2 separate regions of the Homo sapiens genome follow, and region 1 is linked to region 2. The links are chromatin contacts, found by Hi-C or POLR2A ChIA-PET in ENCODE. All regions are on one chromosome and are shown on one strand. Each heading gives the region's core, a stretch centred on a gene start or an enhancer-like site at or near the end of the contact. The rest is flanking DNA. Distances are from core to core; before and after follow the strand shown.

Region 1 (3,063 bases), core at 485-2,984, 200 kb after region 2:
GCAACAGAAGGGTGGACCTGAGGCCCCTGCCATGCTGGTTCCAGCTGTGGCTTTGGCTGTGGTCCCAGCTCCTTTCTCATAATATGTACTTGAGGTGTGTGAGCACAAAGGTACACAAATTGGAGTTTGCCTCTGGCCAGAGGAATTTGGCATAACAGAGGGATGGAAGTTGCTGTCTTGGGGGGTTACGAAATTGAATCCTGGGCCTGTCTTATAAGAGCAGGAGGCCTGTGTGAGACATCCCCTGCTCTGTGCCTCAGTTTCTTCCTCTGTAGCATGTGGATAACAGGGATAAAAACAGCCTCCCCGCCTTAGCATTGTTGTCAAGTTAAATGAGGGATTATATATAAAGCTCTTAGCATGGTGCTGGCCACATGGTAACTGCTTGATGAATGTTAACCACGGGCACCTGTGAATGTCCATATGGGTGGGGTGTAGTGAGGCTAGCGTCTGCATAGCAGGTGTCCTTCCTTCTGTCATCATTAAAAAAAGATATATGGCAGCAGTGGTGGCTCACGCCTGTAATCCCAGCACTTTGGGAGGCAGAGGTGGGTGGATCACAAGGTCAGGAGTTCAAGAGCATCCTGACCAACATGGTGAAACCCTGTCTCTACTAAAATTACAAAAATTAGCCAGGAGTGGTGGTGGGTGACTGTAATCCCAGCTACTCAGGAGGCTGAGGCAGGAGAATCACTTGACGGGAGGCGGAGGTTGCAGTGAGCCAAGATCGCACCACTGCACTCCAGCCTAGGCGACAGAGTGAGACTCCATCTGAAAAAAAAAAAAAAAAAAAAAGATATATAAAGCTGGCTCTTCACTATAGTCAAAAGATAGAGACAATCCATGTGTCCATCAGCAGATGAATGTATAAACATGTGGCCTGCCCATACAATGGAATGTCAGTCAGCCATGAAAGGAATGCGGTTCCGACTCATGCCATAGCACAGATAAACCTCAAAAACAGTAAGTGAAAGGAGCCAGGCACAAACAGCCACAAAGTATGTGATGTCATTTATGTGACATGTCCAGAACAGGCAAGTCCCATTGATAGATACCAGGCTAGTGGCTGCCTGGCGCCTGGGGATGGGGTAGCAGGGAGTGACGACTTAATGGTATGGGGCTTCCTTTGGGAGTAAAAACATCTCAGAACTCGATAGAGATGATGGTGACACAGCATCAGGAATGGACTCAATGCCCGTGAATTGTACATCTTAAGTGATTAATGGTTAGTTTTACGTTCTGTGAATTTTACTTTGAATTTTAGAAATGCAGCCAGGGGAGGTGGGGACTGAAGCCCATTCTCCCAGCGCAAGCCACTTTGAGCACCACTGCGTATGACACTGTGATGGCAGCCTCATCATTAGTGTTGTTGGTGTTGTTGCTGTTGACTGTCTAAGCAGGGCTGCCATCCAACTTCTCGTTTCTCCTTTGGGGCCCCAGGGTGTGTGTGCAGGTCCAGCAAATCCTTCCTTACAGTGGGGTGGTGCCACGTGGAACCCGACTGTGCAGCATGGGTGTCCCCTGTGTGATAATTCAAGCCGCTTCCACGTAGGGAGAGAGGGGACTTGACTCCAGCCCAGCACATCCACCCAGCTGTCAGGGCCACACATGCCCCATGACAAACAGCTGCTGTTTTCAACCCCATCCCCGACTGGGCAAGGTTTCTCTGGCCTCGGGAATAAGCTCATGGGAGGATTTTCCAGACTGGCTTCTTTTGGGGTCCGGGAGCTCCTCCCTTCCCTGGCACATGTTTTGAGTCAGCCTGGACGTCATGATTCGTATTCACTTTGAGAGGAATCCCCATGGAAACCAGCAGGCAGGTTTGGGCAGGAGGGAGCTGGCTCACCACAAAGGCAAGGGAAGGCGAAGGCTAGGTGTCTTCTGCCAGCATCGGGGGCCCAATGGGGGCTCTTTCTGGGGGGGTCAGCTCACCCCATTCCCCACCCACTCTGGAAGCAGGTCTGAGGCCATATCTGGTTTGGAATGCCAGTTCTGAAGATCTCTGGGGGTTCACATGGGACCCTCATGAGGTCCTTCTAGGCCCTATTTTTTCCAGCCCAGATCCAGCATTGTGTGCCACTGGACAGGGGGCTCACCTGGAAACAGGCAGAGGTGAAGTATCTCTTCCTGGTCTGGCAAATGCAGGATCCCCCAAAACTAGCTCCATATCTGTCCCCGAGAGCAAAAAGACAAAGGCAGAGTTCACCGACCCATTCTCCAGCTCCCATGGAAGGCAGCGTCCCCCGGGGCCAGAACCCCAGCTTGTGGGCTGCCGCATCTCCAATACCCTCTGGGCACCGTCACCTTGCGGGCACTCAGTTAGCGAGCGGTCCCACCAAACCTACCTGGGTTCGCTCCTTGCTTCTCACATGGCCCTGTCAAGCTGGTGGCCCAGGACAAAAGCCCCTTAGCCTTGGCCAGGGCTCTCCGGTTCCCTTTAATATCCATTTAATGAGAGCAATTTGGCAACAACGTAAAACGTGCTCTTGCCCTTTGTCCCAGTAATTCCATTTCTGGGAATCTGGCCTAAGGAAATAATCCTAAATATAGGGTAGAAAAACATGTTTCACAAGGATGTTCACTGCGGAGTTGTGCATGGCAGCATAAAATGAAACAGTGGCACTGTCCCTGAGGGAGGGGGTGAGAGCAGGGATGAAATTGATGGTGGCGGAATATTTTATAGCTGCTACAGTGAGAGTTCTGGAGCTTGCCATTCAGAGCAGGGACATCTATGTGCGATAATGTGGGGAAAAAAAAGGCGTTACAAAATTCTTTGTACTGTATGATTTCGGCTTTATAAAAAATTATATATTAAAATAATCAGGAAAGTCACACACCAGAGTGCTAATGAGTGGTCTTGATTGGATTTTTATGGGAAAGATTTTATTCGTCATCTTCCAAATTACCTTGTCTTCACGCATTGCCTTTTTCAGTCAGGTTTGCGTTGTAATTTACATACAGTAAGAGTCACGCTTTTAGCGTGCAGATCTGTGAGTTCTGACAAATGTATACAGCCAAGTGACATCGCCCCCACAGTCAATACAGAGAATATTCCCATCACCC
Region 2 (3,268 bases), core at 178-2,677:
CCCCACCCCATCCCAGATGAATCAAGCCATCACCATACCCCCCCCCTCCAAATGATCCATGCCACCATAATATGCCCTCTGGATGACTCAGACCACCACTGCCCCCTCCCCAACACACACGTACACCCTGATGGCCCCAGCAGTCTCCTAACTGTCCTCCCTGGCTCCAGCCTTGCCCTGCTCCCTTCCACCATCCACTCTGCAGCCAGACTGATTTTTCTAAAATGCAAATCTGATCACATTACTTCCTACTTAACATCCACCAACAATTTCCCAATAAACTCGGGATGAAATTCAAGCTCCTTAATGTGAGTTCTGAGGCCTTTCCTGATCTGGCTGGGGCCTGGCACTCCAGCCTCATCCCTCTGAGTGACAGCCAGAGCCCAACCATGGGGGGCCCAGGCAGGAACTGTGACACCCCCAAATTCCACTTTTTAAAATTTTATTTTATTTTAAGTTCCGGGATACATGCGCAGAATGTTCAGGTTTATTACATAGGTAAACGTGTGCCATGGTGGTTTCCTGCACTTATCAACCCATCACCTAGGTATTGAGCCCCCCACATGCATTAGCCATTTATCCTGATGCTTTCCCTCACCTCACACCCCGCTGCTGACAGGCCCCAGTGTGTGTTGTTCCCCTCCCTGTGTCCATGTGTTCTCAATGTTCAGCTCCCACTTATAAGCAAGAACACGTAGTATTTGGTTTTCTGTTCCTGTGTTACTTTGCTGAGGATAATGGCTTCCAGCTCCATCCATGTTCCTGCAAAGGACATGATCTCTTTCCTTTTTATGGCTGCATAGTATTCCATGGTGTAAATGTACCACATTTACTTTATCCAGTCTGTCATTGATGGACATTTGGATTGATTCCATGTCTGTGCTATTGTGAATAGTGCTGCAATGAACAAACTCATGTATGAATCTTTATAACAGAATGATTTATATTCCTTTGGGTATATACCCAGCAATCGGATTGCTGGGTCAAATGGTATTTCTGGTTCTAGGTCTTTGAGGAATCGCCACACTGTCTTCCACAACGGTTGAAATAATTTACACTCCCACCAACAGTATAAAAGTGTCCCTATTTCTCCACAGCCTTAAATATTTGCACATTTATCAAACAGGGAAACTACTTTTTATTATTAACATAAAAGGTATTCCTCTCTCTTTGTGAAAACAAGGGCTTTAGAATGTGCATACTGTGAAAGTAACCTGTTAACTTATCAGAAAATGTCTTTTATCTGACATTTTCCTGCCCTCATCAATGGATGACGTTAGTCACATTCCTTGAAGGATGACTGGAGCTTACATGGACCCAGGTTCAAAGTCGTAGTCTCTTTGAAGAGCCTCAACTTTTCCAGCCTGACTCCGGGTTGGAACCTGCGTGCCTGAGGTTCCTCTCAGGATCAGCGTCTCCACCGTCAGACATTCTTATGAGAATACGGGTGGGTCAGCGCCGGGTAAAGGTGCTGGCTAAGTTTCCACCTTGTGGAGGTGGGATGACTTGCAATTCCCGTCTCCTGATTCATCCCCGGGTTACTGATTCATTTCCCTGGAATCTGGACTGCTTATGGCCATGCCCCCAGCTGCTGCTGGGCAAGCTGAGTGCTCCATTCAGCCCTGGTTCACACAACATATTCCTGGGCTCCTGATACAGGGCCTTGCGAGCGTTCAGACCCAATGCTTCTTGCATAAACACACACACATACAGATATATATATATATCTGTGTGTGTGTATATATATGTGTATGTGTGTGTGTGTATATATGTGCATATATATGTGTGTGTATACATATGTGTGTGTATAGATATGTGTATATATATGTGTGTGTGTGTATGTGTGTGTATATATATATATATCTCTTTTTTTTTTTTTTTGAGATGGAGTCTCACTCTGTCGCCCAGGCTGGAGTGCAGTGGTGTGATCTTGGCTCACTGCAAGCTCTGCCTCCCGGGTTCATGCCATTCTCCTGCCTCAGCCTCCTGAGTAGCTGGGACTACAGGCGCCCACCACCGTGCCTGTCTTTTTTTGTATTTTTAGTAGAGACAGGGTTTCACAGTGTTAGCCAGGATGGTCTCAATCTCCTGACCTCGTGATCCCCCCACCTCGGCTTTCCAAAGTGCTGGGATGACAGGTGTGAGCCACCGCGCCCAGCCAAAATATATATATATATAGATATATATATTATGTATATGGGTCATGTCCGGCCCCCATCCTGCCAAAATATAATATTTTTCCAAAATATATATAGAAAATATTGCTCTGTTACTGTCACCCAGGCTGCAGTGCAGTGGCACGATCACAGCTCTCGTTGTAACCTCAGACTGCGAGGCTCAAGTAATTGTCCTGCCTCAGCCTCCCAAGTAGCTGGGATTACAGGCACGTGACACCATACGCAGCTAATATTTGTATTTTTCACAGAGATGGGTCCTTGCTATGTTGCCCAGGCTGGTCTCAAACTCCTGGCCTCAAGCCATCCTCCCACCTTGGCCTCCCAAAGTGCTGGGATTATAGGCGTGAGCCACCGTACCTGGTCAAAACTAATATTTTGAATGTTTCTTTCTGTCTTGAAGTTGAATTCCCTGGTATATAATTTAGCTATACATGTGATTTCAGATACATCAATATCATGCCTATTTACAATATAAAGGAGGATTAAAAAGAAATTAATTTGACATAAAATTGTATGTGGGGACATTAGAACCCCCTCTACCCCAGAGACATAAAGAAGTAGTAAGCCACTTGCTCCTGCTCAGGAATCCCCAGGAAGGCTGCAGCCACAGCACAGATGGCCACAGGTGTGCCTGTGGGTGACTCAAACATCACAGGCTGGCAGGCTCTCAGTGACGTGATTTTCCAAAATGGTGAGCAACTCTTGGTTAACGTCCAAATGAAACAAAGAACAACCTTACCTCCATTTACGCTGTGGTTGTGCTCCTGGGAAATGCAGGGACAATGAAAACTGAGCAGGAAAAAACGGCCTTTTTATGTAAAGTGAAGTTAGATTCCAGACACAGATAATTTCAAGCAGGGTTTTCGCCTACGTGAATGTCCTGAGAGACGGCAGCCCATCCTGGGGGCCGAGGGCCCATTCTTGTCATCAGGGACTGTCTGTCTAGCTTTCCTGCCCACTGCCACCACCAAATGCCAGTGCTTCCCACACTCACACGTTATGGAGACAAATTTCCAACCCCAGTAGGGACAACCCTGTTTCCAGGAGAGCAACCTGGCTAGTGGGTCAGGTCCTGCCCCCACCCTGCCAGG

What was found. Hi-C counts contacts between places; a loop is a spot of excess contacts on that map. ChIA-PET counts read pairs that join two places held with the same protein, here RNA polymerase II (POLR2A). Pooled maps may share reads with other maps.
Region 1: a map of PC-9 shows a loop between it and region 2 (14-fold over the local background). The contact joins two enhancer-like sites. A Hi-C loop is called at or near these places in 20 of 168 maps with a recorded cell type or tissue (A673, CD4-positive, alpha-beta T cell, GM12878 and 15 more), 6 of 37 single-sample maps with no recorded cell type and 18 of 50 pooled maps. POLR2A ChIA-PET finds 5 or more read pairs at or near these places in 7 of 52 experiments (B cell, PC-9, Panc1 and 3 more).

The regions. Positions count from the first base shown.
Region 1 is chr16:81,599,502-81,602,564 of GRCh38, forward strand. The region is part of intron 1 of CMIP (c-Maf inducing protein); the gene reads left to right. Among named protein-coding and RNA genes, the nearest start is that of MIR6504, 10 kb to the right of the region's middle. Within about 2 kb of position 1,735, at least 7 of the 41 ENCODE cell types and tissues checked have a DNase peak (open chromatin) inside an H3K27ac peak, as active enhancers do.
Region 2 is chr16:81,404,449-81,407,716 of GRCh38, forward strand. No RefSeq gene overlaps it. Among named protein-coding and RNA genes, the nearest start is that of MIR4720, 21 kb to the left of the region's middle. Within about 2 kb of position 1,428, at least 6 of the 41 ENCODE cell types and tissues checked have a DNase peak (open chromatin) inside an H3K27ac peak, as active enhancers do.